Regions from separate parts of the Homo sapiens genome. Here region 2 is linked to region 1. A link is a contact called in ENCODE Hi-C or POLR2A ChIA-PET data. All regions are on one chromosome and are shown on one strand. The core of a region is the stretch at or near the end of the contact, and the rest is flanking DNA. Distances in the headings are between cores, read along the strand shown. Region 1 holds the start of C1orf74 (chromosome 1 open reading frame 74). Region 2 holds the start of DSTYK (dual serine/threonine and tyrosine protein kinase).

Region 1 (7,184 bases), core at 2,298-4,797:
CTCTGGGCTTCAGATTTATTGCTTATAAAGTGAAGAGATTGGAGTAGTGCCTGAAATTGCATCCAGCTTTAGAACGGACTCAATGACCTTCTTCTACTTGTACAAGGCTAAACTGCCTGGAACAGAATCCTTCTGCATTGTTCTTGTACCACATTTTTCCTTGGTTTTGTTAAAGTTTCCTCAAGCACTGATTTGTCCAGGATCGAGCTCTGTTTGACCTGTTCTGCTAGTATAGTAAGCTGGCTCCCTGATGGGGGAAGTGAGAGGGAGAGGAGCTGGCTGGCTGGTTGCTTAGAAACTATGCTTGATATCTAAATAGAAATGGGTGCCAAAGTCTGAAAGTCACCCAGCCTGTGGAGTGAAAGCTCACAAATTTGGCTTCTAAAGGGAAGCTGTTGACACAGAAAGCCTAGGGATTCTGTGGAAGAATAGGTTGTCAGGCATTTACCTTATTACCACTCAAATACCAGTGTGTGTGTGTTGGGGGGGCGGCAGGGAGAGGGGGTAGGTGACAGTATGTGACTCAGGTGTTAGCTTTAAGAGGAAAGAGCTCTATTTTTCTTGTTTTCTTCTCTGAGCTAGACTGAGCTGGGGATCTAAGATGTACTTCTCTGACTACAAAAGGGACAGTATCATTTAGATTTTTTGCAGTTGGAAGAAATGGGTTGTTGAGTGTGTTAAGGCTGGGATGAAGAAGGGCTGGGCAGTACTCTTCTGGAAAGGCTCACCTAGCACGAACCTGCTTGTCTCCCTTACTAGTGGAGGTATCTGAGTGTGAACAGTGAAGGTAAAGAGTGGTATAGAACAATGCAGCTGTATCTGTCACAAACTGGTCTTATCTAGAAACATCTGCTGAGTCTCTAACCCTTTCAGCTTTCTCTTCTTTTTTGAGACAGAGTCTTGCTTTGTTGCCCAGGCTGGAGTGCAGTGGCAAGTCACCACTTACTGCAGCTTTAAGCTCCTGGGCTCAAGCAATCGTCCTGCCCCAGCCTCCTGAGTAGTTGGGACAACAGTCGTGCACTATGATGCTTGGCTAATTTTTTTTTTATTTTTGTAGAGATGAGGTCTTGCTATGTTGCCCAGGCTGGTCTTGAACTCCTGGGCTCAAGCAATCTGGGACCTAAATGGCAAATAAGATGCTAATCTGTGGTTGCAAGCCCCAGTCCTCTTGAATAGTGATGCCTATCTGTCTGTGTCGGGACATAGTAAGGAAGCCCATGTCTAGTCTGGTACCTTTAAACCAGGCCATCTCCAACTTTTCAAAATGACTCAAAAGTTGAGCTAGCCTTATTTTAAAAACTAAAAGTTCAAAATCAGTGGTGACATGAGGACTTATTTATTTAAAGTGCTTAAGCCTTGGTTTTAGAGTTTCTAAGAGACCTAGTGGAATTTGCTATTATGAAAAGCATGAAAAGATTAAGAAACCTGGCTAAAGGTCAGGTGCCCAGCTTCGAGGAAAAGTTGGGCTTTTAGGGACCGGGAAGCATTAAAGGCACAGAAACTTTACATTTTGGGGGTCATTTTGTTGAGTAGGTGAAGTGAGGGATTTGGGCTTGATATTTGGCTGCCCCATCTCTACGTGGGAACTCAAAGTTAAAAACCCACTGTAGGTAAATTAGAAGGGCAGCTCTTGAATCTGGGCCAGTCTATATCCCTTCTGTGAAGTGCTAACAGCCAGGCTATCTGTAGCCTGGGTGGGAGCCCAGATAATGTGAGCTGGTAAAGGGTATTGGAAAAGTGCCAAGAAATGCCAAGCTTTTGGTTCGTAACCACTATAAAAAGTTTATGAACATGTCAGAGGAATGGATGAGTGATTTGTGAGGTCTTAACTAGATACCCCGGTTTCTTCCTTGTTTTGGCTTCTTTTCAGAATGCCGGGAGAGTACATGCAGGGATTCCATCTAATCACCCTCAGCACTCTTTCTCTGGTCCTGCTGGATAGATTTAGATTTCCTTTCTTTTTTTAGGGCCTCAGTCTGCTATCTCCTTTGGTGGCTACCACCACTCACTCCCTTGATATCTTCTACTCCCTTGCCTTCACCTTGCTTAAGACTGAGAAGGGAGTTAGATTTTGTCACTAGCTCTTCTTTTTCCTCACTGTGTACCCCACCAAACAAGATTAGTTCAAGTTAAAAAGAACCTACTGGAGGTAAACTGGGAGAGCAAGTGTTGGATCTGGGCTGGTCCCTTTCCCATAAAATTAGGTCCCTGGTTGTATGTTCCCATAGCACCCCATACTTCCTCTCTCAGAATAATCATTTCCCTTGTAATGCTCAGCATCCGCATCCTGCTTGACTGCAAACTTGCTGAAGGTAGGGACTGTTTGTCTTGGACTTCGCTGCCAGTCCTTAGAACAGTGTCTGGGACACAGTGTGTTCTCAAATATTTGTTGCTGGAATAAATGAATGAACTAAATCAGTCTTTTAGGGATTTACTGTTAACCACCATGGGAAAATTAAATAAATGCGGGGAAGGAAAACGTTCTAAAATTAGAAGACTACTTTCTACTCTCAGCTTCTGATTCCCTCTGAGCTAAGAACCAGACAGCCTTAGGCTGGTAACTCCTATAAGCTGGTCCTCCTCCCATGCTGACCCCATCTTTACTGTACAATTCACTTTTCATGGACTGAAGGCACCACCAAGATAGATCCAGGAGTGACAACTCCAGTGTAGGTGTCCACTGTTCCCTTAATCTCTGTCCTGCTCCAAGTATAAATAAATTGGGGCCATTTCCTTAGATATTGGGGTTTTCTCAAGAAATCCTTTCCCTTCGTGGCATGGGTCAAATCGCTGGTAGTTAAAAAGGTGTTAACTCTTACGTGAAATAACACTTTTTCTTTGTAATGACCTGACTGGAAAGCCTCTGTGTCATCACTTCTCATTTCTTATTTGAAATCAGCAAACTGGATTCAGTAGACATGAACTTAAGCCCCATGAAAGTGGGGGTTTTGTCTGTTTTGCTCACTGCAGTACCTCCAGGGCCTAGCAGCATGACTGGCACATATTTGTTCAAAGTGAATACTCACACCTTCACACCCTCCCTAGAGAGCTGTTGTAGGCCTCTCAAATGTAGGATTTAGGGAAGTCAAGTTAAAAAAAATTAAAACGTTTCAGCACCACCCACAGGTGAGGCTATTCTGCAAAATATGTTGTCTTGAGGTATGTTTCGTCTGGACAAAACGTATTTCCACAGACACAAATCAAAGGTGTTTATTAACTGCTGTGTGCCCTGTTTCTGGATTCCCAGTCAAGTGGGACACCAGACGTCATAACACAGGGAGGACGTTCGGCGAAGCAAAATGAGGGCAGCAGCGGGAAACCAGTTTCACCAGGTTCCGCCTTTTCTCGTTTACTTCCGCCCTTCCCAGTTCCTAAGCCGACAGATGGGGCCGCGTTCAGTCTGGCCGGAAAGGGCGGGCCGCACGGTGGCCCAAACTTCCGGCGCGCAGTAAGGCTGCCTAGCTAGTGATTCTAACGCGAGGCGCGCGAGCGGCTGGATGACGTCACGGAATGGGGGGAAAGAGGGCGGCACTCGAGTGGGTGCGCATGCGCAAGAAGGTGCCTGCGGGACTGGAGCAGAGCGGGCTGCGAGGGTCTTCCCAGCGCAGGCGGGTTTTCCAGTGTTACTTGCGGCTGGGCGTGGGGGACTAGCTGCCTTTCTGGCAGCAGGCAGGAAGCCGCAAAAAGTTTCTGAGCCCCCGAACCTGTAGCGGACGTGGAAAAAGAACGTATGTGAGACAGACTTATGCCTCATTTAGCAAATCACTATAACATGCTCTGGTGTGGGGTGTGTGGATCGGAGAAATCTCATCTTCCGAGGGTCCTTGATGTCGGACAGAAAGGGAAGGCGGGGCCAGCAGAAGTTAAAATACTACCCTTCTGCAGTTCTAGTGGATTTCATTCATTCATTTTTATGTGTCAGGGTGAGATGGTTGTTAGTCCACATTCTGGTGTATATTAATCAAATTACTATTCTTATAACTATTCTCTGGCGGGAAGAGTAGGGGAGTTGTCAGTGGAAAGGATACATTTGGAACTTGGAGCTCTGTCCCAGAAGGGCTTTTGGGCGAAATGCTGTGAATTTTGCCAAACACTGCCCCGCCTCCGCCTCTGCCCCAAATTCCCTACGGTTTGAACCAGAGAACGTAATTTGCAACAGGTGAAATTTAGAATAAAAGCCAGAGGGAATATAAATCTAGCTATAAGGCTAGAAAAACACACGAATTTATGATTGAGGGAGACCAAGTCAACCAGAAAAATCAAGCAGCATCGGTGAAACTATCTTGTCTGGGCTGGGTCGCCATTTCAAAGCAGGGAGGGACAGAATAACCTTTGGAAGATACCGCGATTTAACAGGAAGGCTGTTAATAATTCCCTGCTCCTGCTTTGTTTCTAGGCCCCTCCTCAAGTGTCTGGCTGAAAGATGCCACCCAGGGAAGGGAACTCGGGCTAGCTAAGGAGGCCATTCTTGATGTTGCTTCTAGATCTCATGTCATCACCGAGCCCTCAGCTGCTGGTGGCAGCTGCTCAGCAGACCCTTGGCATGGGAAAGAGACGGAGTCCACCCCAAGCCATCTGCCTTCACTTAGCTGGAGAGGTGCTGGCTGTGGCCCGGGGACTGAAGCCAGCTGTGCTCTATGATTGCAACTGTGCAGGGGCATCAGAGCTCCAGAGCTATCTGGAGGAGCTGAAGGGGCTTGGCTTCCTGACTTTTGGACTTCACATCCTTGAGATTGGAGAAAACAGCCTGATTGTCAGTCCTGAGCATGTATGTCAGCACTTGGAGCAGGTGCTGCTTGGTACCATAGCCTTTGTGGATGTTTCCAGCTGCCAGCGTCACCCTTCTGTCTGCTCCCTGGACCAGCTTCAGGACTTGAAGGCCCTCGTGGCTGAGATCATCACACATTTGCAGGGGCTGCAGAGGGACTTATCTCTAGCAGTCTCCTACAGCAGGCTCCATTCCTCAGACTGGAATCTGTGTACTGTATTTGGGATCCTCCTGGGCTATCCTGTTCCCTATACCTTTCACCTGAACCAGGGAGATGACAACTGCTTAGCTCTGACTCCACTACGAGTATTCACTGCCCGGATCTCATGGTTGCTAGGTCAACCCCCAATCCTGCTCTATTCTTTTAGTGTCCCAGAGAGTTTGTTCCCAGGCCTGAGGGACATTCTAAACACCTGGGAGAAGGACCTCAGAACCCGATTTAGGACTCAGAATGACTTTGCTGATCTCAGCATCTCCTCTGAGATAGTCACACTGCCGGCTGTGGCCCTCTGACTTTAACTCTCCTCCCATATAGAAGGTACTCAGTAAATGATCATCTCTAGGTTGGGGATGGCAAATAATCATCTCAACTGCCAATTCCAAGTGTCTTGAATACACTAAGGCACAATGCTGTAGATCAGTTGGCCACAAATGCAAAGGGCATGTAAATAGGTAATGGTGGTGCTAGTAGCAAATTGGTAGATAGTACATACTTGCCATTTCTATACTAGGAAGTCCTCTTAGTGGAGATGTTTTCATTTTCACTGGATAAAAGATAGAAGGAAGGAGATGATAGAGGAAAAGCAGGGTGATGGAAGACAAGCCAAACACTCTTGCATGGTAACCTTGTAAATATACCTGCTCTATGTGGGTGCTGCATGCTAGGAAAGTAGGGCTGGGGGCTTTTCTGCATGTTTATATGCCTCCAACTGAATTTGAGGAGAGTAGACCACCAGTATGCTTAAATATGTGATACTTGTTAATGTAATACACCATTCAGGAATAAACTGAGAGTTCTGAGGAACAATCTGGTCAGGTGAAGTTTATTTACAGTAGGTTAAGAAATTAATAAAAAGTCAGAAATCCTAAGTCAGTTGGAAAACCCAAGCTGTAATGTACCCAAACCTTCTGAGTTTTTCGCTGAGTTGCTTGCTTCTGATTTTCACCCAAGGCAGTTGTCACAAATTATTCAGATCATCAGGTTGTCTTTATTGGCCAGGAACACTGCCAGTGCTGCAGCAATCACCACCATCAGCACTGGGAGCCATCGCCCACATTGCCTCTGTAGGGGGACAGGGAGACAGAAGAAAGTGGCCATGAGTGGATTGGAAAAGATATAGGCAAAAATCTTTCTTCTTCCTACTCTAGCCCAGTGGAAAACGCTGGGTTGGTGGTGGAGAAAAAGCTTTTTACTCTGTCTCCCATTTTGTCACCTGTCTTGGGATAAAACCACTTAACCAATGTTCTCTGGCCCAGGGAGCCGTATCCATCAGGGACCAGATATATAAATACTGATATGAATAATGAAGGGTGGAAAATAACCCAGCAAAATTATATTCTTTCTTTGTATTCCCCAGTACTTTTGTGTCCTTCTGTTCTTGCCACCATGCTTATCATCGGCTAAAAGAACACCCTTTCATACTTTAGCTAAGAGTAAGTCTTTCCTTCTGGCATTGAGAGTTCTGTGAAAGTTGGGCTTTGATGGACGAGCCAGTGTTTTTTTCAATGGTTGCCATAATGTCAGTATAGTATAAACCAAGCACAGTGGGACAGGATGGCCAGTTGTTGGCGTGGGCTGATATATTTTATGTGCAAAACTTGGTTAAAGAAGGAATCGTCCCATCATCCAGGGCTTTATGGGAAGGAGAGACCCTCTTACTCTGGGAGGCAGCTGCTGGCTCTGGTTCAGCTCTTCTCGACAGTGCTGCAGCTTACGCAGGCAGGAGAGATACTCGTCACTGAGGTTGTCTAATTCTGAATGCAGTTCTCTGCACTGGGGAGAACATCACCAAAGTCATCACTGTCACTTCTGTCTAGGACAGAGCCCAGGCAGGGGAGACTGCCCTTTGTAAGTTTCACTCATTTGGAATTTTTACCACCATCTTCCCTTCCCAGCCATTCTCAGGGATTTGAGTTTGTCTTTTGACTGTCTTACATTGTCTGGAATGTGTTCATTTAAATGATTGACAGTAATGCATATTATAGTATTACATTTTATACATTTAAGTTCTTTTATATGACTTTACGTGCAAGTGCTTTGCAAATGAGAGACACCGAAAAATGAAGTTCTTATAGAACAAACGACCTAGAAGTGACCTTAGTACAAGTTTCTTTCCCAGGAGCTAGTTGCATATCAATACTTCTGGGGATGTGTATGTTTGTGAGTATGTACAAAGGAAGAGTTTTACTCTTTAAG
Region 2 (7,184 bases), core at 2,116-4,615, 4.6 Mb after region 1:
TCTCCCTGTTTATGCAGAGAGCTATTTAACCCTCTCTGGAGAATAAATACTTCAGTCTTGTTTTTCGGAGGGTGGGGTGGAAGTTGAAGATGAGGAAGTGACCTCAGGATTTAACTGCTCTTAAGCAACTATACTTCCACAATAGGCAGTGGGGGGACCTACTGTCACCAGTTTCTAAGACTTAGGGGATTCTTCAATATAAGGTTGGATCTCAACTTTATTACTTTGGGTTTAGGATTCAGGTTTCTTAGTTAAAACTTGCCCATTTGCTTTTCATCTTCCACTTTCTTTTTTGCTACCAACTCCTCTCATTATCCTGGCTTTGTGCTTTAAAAAATCCCATTACTGTCATTTTAATGGTGTTCTAGGAGGGAACAAAAGTAGATCTGTGTGTTCATCTTCATTAATTGTTTAACTCTCGACACTTTCAGGAAATACTTTTCTTTCTTTTTGAGACAGAGTCTGACTCTGTTGCCCAGGTTGGAGTGCAGTGTCATGATCTCGGCTCACTGCAACCTCCACCTCCTGGGTTCAAGCAATTCTGCTGCCTCAGCCTCCCTAGTAGCTAGGACTACGGGTGCATGCCACCACATCCAGCTAATTTTTGTATTTTTAGTAGAGACAGGGTTTTGCCCTGTTGGCCAGGCTCGTCTCAGACTCCTGACCTCAGATGATCCACCCGCCTCAGCCTCCCAAAGTGCTGGGATTACAGGCATGAGCCACTGCACGTGGCCAGGAAATACTTTTCTTTTGTTTGGTTTTTGTTTTTTTGAGACAGAGTCTCACTCTGTCGCCAGGCTGGAGTAGAGTGGTGCAATCTCAGCTCACTGCAACCTCCGCCTCCCAAGCCTGAGCGATTCTCCTGCCTCAGCCTCCTGAGTAGCTGGGACAACAGGCATGCGTCACTACGTCCAGCTAATTTTTGTATTTTTAGTAGAGACGGGATTTCATTATGTTGGCCAGGATGGTCTCGAACTCTTGACCTCATGATCCACCCACCTTGGCCTCCCAAAGTGCTGGGTTTACAGGTGTGAGCCACTGTGCCCAGCCAGGAAATACTTTTCTATACCAACTTAAACCCTCTCTTCTTACCGTTCAAAACTTTATTTTCTCCATTTGTCCTTTGAATTAGATATTTGAAGAAAATATGTATTTTAATTGGTAAGTTATTATGATTTACAAAGGGCTCATTGTCACTTGCATTTTTTAAGATTTTAAATAGCAAAAAATTATTGCCTTTCTCAACAGATCAAAAATAGGTATGAGATATACTTACACATATTCAAAATGATGTACATAGATTAGTTCTTGCAGTATTGTTTTTAATATCAAAAGACTGCAAAAAACCTAAAGGTCCGCCAATAGAAGACTTGTTAAATAAAACATGCCAATCCATGTGGTAGTATGTTACACAGTTAAAAAGAATGAAACAGACCTTTATGTTTTGGTACAGAAGTCTGCAAGGCCATAATCAAATATGTATTACGTATGCTATCATTTGTATTTAAAATACATGCATACACATATATAAATACATATATAGGATCTATTTATACATGATTTATATCTACAACAGTGGTTGCCTCCTGGGAGGGGAACTAGGTGACTGGGAGGTGAACAGAAAAACTAAGAAAGACTTAGTTTTTCCTTATATATCCTTTGCACCATTTGAATTTTATACCACATTCGTGTATTACTTATTTTGAAAATAAATGCAAAGTACTAAGGAATAGTTTTTAAAAGGGTGGGCTTTGTGATATTTACCTGAAATAATGCCCTCTCTGATTACTTCCACCTATCTAAATTTTGCCCCTTCTTCAAGATAGATTCCTTTTCTGGATAACTCCAGCTTGAGTGCTCTTATCTGATCTCCTGTGCTAGAAATTCGTGTGTGTGGCAAATCATTACACATTGCTTTCTTACAGCTCTTCTATTTTAAAAATAGTATCTACTTTGTATTAAAATTCCCATTTTTAATTTTCATTTCTATTTTACTGAACCTTTGGGGATTGCATGGGGAATATAATCTTGCAAAAGAAGAATGGCTGATGGAAAATACGTGACCAAGTAAAAGGCAGAAGGGGGAGTGGGTAAATGGGAAGGAGCATGAGGCTCCCTCCTTGCAGTCAGCCCTCACAGACATTTATCAAATACAGATTCATTTGAATTAGTGACCCCTTTTTATAAAATGCTAATGCCCCTGGAAAGGTAAGGCCTTCACATCTTACAACAATTAATCCAAATATCACGACATCATTTGGCTAAGAACACCTGGGTGTTCTGCGATGAGAGGTCAGGAGAAGTAAAATTTCTGAAGCAGGACTCACAAAAATTTAAAACCAAAAGGGCTTAAAGATCTGCCATTCTAAACCCTTACTTTATAGAAGATGAAACGGGGTCTTGCCCGAGATCACAATGCAAGGTATAGGAAGAGTCCAGATCCAAACTCAAATCTCCTCTTAATTTCAGTCAAGGAACTACATCATGTAGCCTATCAGAGAAGAAGTCTGGCCTAGGTAAAAGACGGTGTCTTTCTATAGCAAGAAAGATACAGATGGGCTCTGTGCCTGGTGAAGAGGGGAGAGATAATTCAGGAAGCACAAAAGAGGTGACGTCAAGTTTTGCCCCCTTTGTAATTGTGTCCAGGAGTCTGTGACTGTGTGTGTCAATGAAAGTCCTCCATATTAGCAGAAACCAAGTTAAGATAATCAGAAATAGTTTGGAAGGCTACAAACCTCAACTTCCCCTTACCCAGTCCGGTCTCCCTACTTCAGGAACCCACTGAAGTTCAGCTTACAGCTCTTGTTGATCCTTTCACACCCTTCCTTTCCAAGTCTGGAGAAGGAAAGTTGGAAAAGGGGAACGCAATGCAAATATAAGAGATTTCCCTATTTCCAGGGTACTTTCAGCCGATTTCCAGGGTACTTTTAGCCGATTCCCCAGTATCTACTGTATCCGAAACACTAGAGAGCCACTTAGGGTAGCCATGGAGATGACTGTCTTCAGTCTTGTTTCCTTCCTTTTCTCTACTATTAACATCTTTCGCTACGATTTCGGTAAGGCCCCCCCACTTCTGCTGGCACTCAGGTCCTGCAGCTCCTCCCTCTCCTCAGGGACGCTCATAGAGGGATTAGGAACACTTTTTAAAATGAAGAGAGCGCGAAAACACAAGAACGAGTGAGGGTTTTCTCCAAAAGGGATCAGTCCCATCCACAGCCTCCCCTTCTCCAGCCTTGAGGTTTTGGCGTTTGGTCCCAGCCCGGACTGCAAGTCCCAGGAGACCCCGCGGCGAGGGTGTCCTCCAGCGATCCTTCCCTCACGCTTCTGGATAGTGGAGAGAAAGGTTCCGATAGCGGCGCACTGCGGTTTGGTTTGTTTGCAACGGCAGTGACGGAGGTTGGGAGCCAGGCTGACTGCAGGCGGGGGCGTCAGGAGGCGGATTCCTCCTCCCTTCGGCACTGGGGGGCGGGGAGGAGGGAGGCCGGGCCTGCGGCCGGGGACCGAGCCGCAAAGACAGAGCGGGCAGAGGCGATGGAGGGCGACGGGGTGCCATGGGGCAGCGAGCCCGTCTCGGGTCCCGGCCCCGGCGGCGGCGGAATGATCCGCGAGCTGTGCCGGGGCTTCGGCCGCTACCGCCGCTACCTGGGACGGCTGCGACAGAACCTGCGCGAGACCCAGAAGTTCTTCCGCGACATCAAGTGCTCCCACAACCACACTTGTCTCTCCTCCCTCACGGGCGGCGGCGGGGCCGAGCGCGGCCCTGCAGGCGATGTCGCCGAAACCGGGCTGCAGGCGGGTAAGGAGGGCAGCCCGGAGGGAGAGAGGGCAGGAGAGGCAAATCGGAGGACGGACCGCACCCCTGCCCTGCAAAACAAGCCCGAGTCTTCTCGGGCAGGCGGAAAGGGGCAGTCGTGTCGTGTGGCCGGGTCCCCGGGCATGGGCCGGCCGGATCTGGGATACCTTGGGAGGGCATCCTTCTGAGGAGGGGAGGAAGGGGCCCGCTGGGGGACCGGGAGCCAGGGGCAACCGAGGGCCGGAGTTCCCGGAGCGGGACCCCGGGGACCGGGGTGTGCGCTGACGGACCTGGGGCGGGCCGGCGTTCGGAGAGGGTAGCAGTTAATCCGAGGAGTGGGGAAAGTTGCTCTGAGTTGGGGGCGGGCGCGTGCGCCGTTGTGGGTCAGAGCCCCAGTTTAGAGATGGAGCAGAGGCGGCAGCGAGTCCCGGGAGTCCGAGGAGGCCATGGGACTGTAGTCGGGTGTGTGGGTTTGATGATGTATGTGAAATGTGTTCACACCAATCATGAGGCAGCTCTGTGAAGAGGGGACATTCTCTAAATAGGGTTGGGGGTCGCCAGAGGAAATCATATCTGATGGGTGCCACGGAATTGCCAGAGATGTTGCTCATGCTTAAGGTGAAGAAGAGAGGGAAGGGATCATTTTGGTCCTGAGCCAATGGAGAACTAGCTACTCTTGTTCTTTCTTGCATGATTCTTTCTAGGATGTGCCAGAGGCCCCCAAACACTTAAAATCGTGCAGTCTTTAATCTTTCCTAACGTCTTGCTTCCTTTTAAACTGCTGTTGGTGGGGAACTGGAGGATTTGTTAACTACTGCGTCTAATTAGGAAATAACTTTAGATTGGAAGGGAGAAGGGACTGACATTCCACGTAGATAGATATCTTGGGGACAAAACAGCAAAGAAGTCTGTGGGTTTAATTTAGTGATTCTCAAACTAAAGTGTGTATTAAACTCACCCCAGGGGCGTATTAAAAATGCCATGTCTCGTGCTCTAGCTCATAAATTCCTATTGAATAGGTGTGTGAAGTGGGTCCTAAGAATCTAATTTAACATGAAAAGACCCTGAAGAGGCCGGGCGCGGTGGCTCACGTCTGTAATCCCAGCACTTTGGGAGGCAGAGGCGGGGCGGATCACTTGAGGTCAGGAATTCGGGACCAGCCTGGCCAACATGGTGAAACCCCGTCTCTACCAAAAATATAAGAAACTAGCCAGGTGTGGTGGTTGAGGCCTGTAATCTCAGCCACTGGGGAGGCTGAGGCAGGAGAATCGCTTGAAACCAGGCGGCGGAGGTTGCAGTGAGCAGAGATTGTGCCACTGCACTCCACCCTGTGCGACGGAGCAAGACTCTGTCTCAATAATAATAATAATAATAATAATAGTAATAATAAAAGACACTGGGGAAGGTGATGCAGGTGGTCCGTTAAAATACTTTCAGAACCATGAATTTAGATGCTCATAGCAAATTTGAACACAAGGCTTAGAACTGGATGAATTGTTCTGACTTTGCGTGTTAGGTCTTATATTCCCAAAGTTTTGCGCTTAATATCCTACATCCGACTGGGAATCCAGAAATGGTGATAAAAATAAGATACTAAGATCATGACAGTATCAGAAAAACTAGTAGTTTCAGAAAAACTAGTCATCCCCCTCCTTTTATGTTACAAGGTAAAATAAGGCTTTTTAAATTCCTATCCAAACCAACTAAATGGAACGGTATCATTTAGGACCCTGTCATGATCTTAGTATCTTATTTTTATCACCATTTCTGGGGATGACTAGTTTTTCTGAAACTAGTCTTTGACATCTTACGTCCAGAAATATACTGTCCTGGAATGGACTTGTAGAGAGAACCAGTATCTGTGAGGCTACCAGAAAACAGCTGATGGGAAGGGCTAATGTTTTCTGAGACGATCCCCAGAATGTGTACTTTCACCCGCACCCATAACAGTGCTTTCCAGAGGTGTCTCCTGCTCGGAAGTTTCTCTCACAGCTTATCTTAAAAAGCCCTTTATTGCTGTTTTTATTTTAAAACAACTATTTATTTTAGACTTGCTTCTAAAACAAAGAGAATTGATTAACCTCAGAGAGATGGAGGTTTTCAAGGCACTTTGGTTGGCTGTTGTTTTTATTCTTTAAAAAACAACTTAAGACATACAAATATACCTTTGCATTTCACTTCATTGGCTTTTCCAGTTGACTGCATCATGAACTGATCTTTGCGTATTTAACTCTCTTCACCATCGGGAGTCTGTCCATCCCAGATAAAAACCTGGGAGGGTGCAGATGGCAGGAGTGGGAGCAATTTGGTTTTGTTCCATAAAATGCTTTTCTTCCTTTCAGCGTGGAGAGTTTGGGGGTAAAAATGCACCAAGGAAAGTTAGTGAAGGGACACTTAATATGTATATTTGAGGGATGCATTTTCCTAGCTGTTTAGGTGGTCATGTCAGAAAGTAGAAATCACTCCTAAAAAGACAACTAGCTCTTGTTCTCCCCATTTACAGGCCATCTTTGTAAGGTCAAGTTATTCAGAGACTGTCTCAACTTTCTTTTTTAAATTTTTTGTAAAGATGGGGTCTCACTTTGTTGCCCAGGCTGGTCTCAAACTCATGGCCTCAAACGATCCTTCCAACTCAACCTCCCAAAGTGCTGGAATTACAGTAATCAGCCACCACACCCAGTCCTCAACTTTCTTTTATGAATGTTAGTCTCTGATTAATAGGAACTTGGGTGTTGAAGGAACACTCAATTCTTACCCTAACAAACCTGTAGGTTTTAAGCATCACTTCAGAATGGAACTGTGCCTCTAGGTTGATGTAGTATGGTATTTGAGCAACTGAAAGAAGACCAGGGATTAACTCTAAATTTGAAATGATTGGAGTATAAGTATGGTAACAATAGTAAAACAATTTTCATGTCTATATACCATTTGTAATGCCATATGATACCAAAAATTTTTATTGTCTCACTTTCACCCACAAAAGAGTAAAGGACCCCAAAATAATATTTGCCTCTAACATTTTATAGTTCTGAATTCACTGGGGTCAGTGTAGAGAATATGTAATGTACATGATATTTTAGAATTTAAAAAGTAAGGCTGGGTGCGGTGGCTCACACCTGTAATCCCAGCACTTTGGGAGGCTGAGGTGGGTGGATCACCTGAGGTTGGGAGTTGGAGACCAGCCTGGCCAACATGGAGAAACCCCGTCTCTATTAAAAATCCAAAAAAATTAGCTGGGCATGGTGGCACATGCCTGTAATCCCAGCTGCTGGGGAAGGCTGAGGCAGGAGAATCACTTGAATGTGGGAGGTGGAGGTTGTGGTGAGCCGAAATCACGCCATTGCACTCCAGCCTGGGCAAGAAGAGCGAAACTCTGTCTCAAAAAATAAAT

Evidence for each region. A loop is a pair of places that touch in the nucleus more often than their neighbours do. ChIA-PET counts read pairs that join two places held with the same protein, here RNA polymerase II (POLR2A).
Region 2: a loop to region 1 is called in a map of CD8-positive, alpha-beta T cell, with 12 times the contacts of the local background. The contact joins the promoter of DSTYK here to the promoter of C1orf74 in region 1. A Hi-C loop is called at or near these places in 1 of 168 maps with a recorded cell type or tissue (CD8-positive, alpha-beta T cell). POLR2A ChIA-PET finds 5 or more read pairs at or near these places in 1 of 52 experiments (CD8-positive, alpha-beta memory T cell).

The regions. Positions count from the first base shown.
Region 1 is chr1:209,780,922-209,788,105 of GRCh38, reverse strand. C1orf74 (chromosome 1 open reading frame 74) reads left to right here and starts at 3,547. Exons shown (of 2, transcript NM_152485.4): 1 at 3,547-3,728; 2 at 4,397-7,184. The coding sequence starts at 4,472. The coding sequence ends at 5,281. IRF6 (interferon regulatory factor 6) reads left to right here. Exons shown (of 9, transcript NM_006147.4): 9 at 1-2,489. It overlaps TRAF3IP3 (TRAF3 interacting protein 3), which reads right to left. Exons shown (of 17, transcript NM_025228.4): 16 at 6,648-6,761; 17 at 5,796-6,050. The coding sequence ends at 5,958. RefSeq lists enhancers at 2,609-3,224, 3,409-3,668, 3,225-3,842.
Region 2 is chr1:205,207,883-205,215,066 of GRCh38, reverse strand. It overlaps DSTYK (dual serine/threonine and tyrosine protein kinase), which reads left to right and starts at 3,365. Exons shown (of 13, transcript NM_015375.3): 1 at 3,365-3,796. The coding sequence starts at 3,532. RefSeq lists a cis regulatory region at 907, an enhancer at 835-979 and silencers at 3,436-3,565, 3,986-4,035.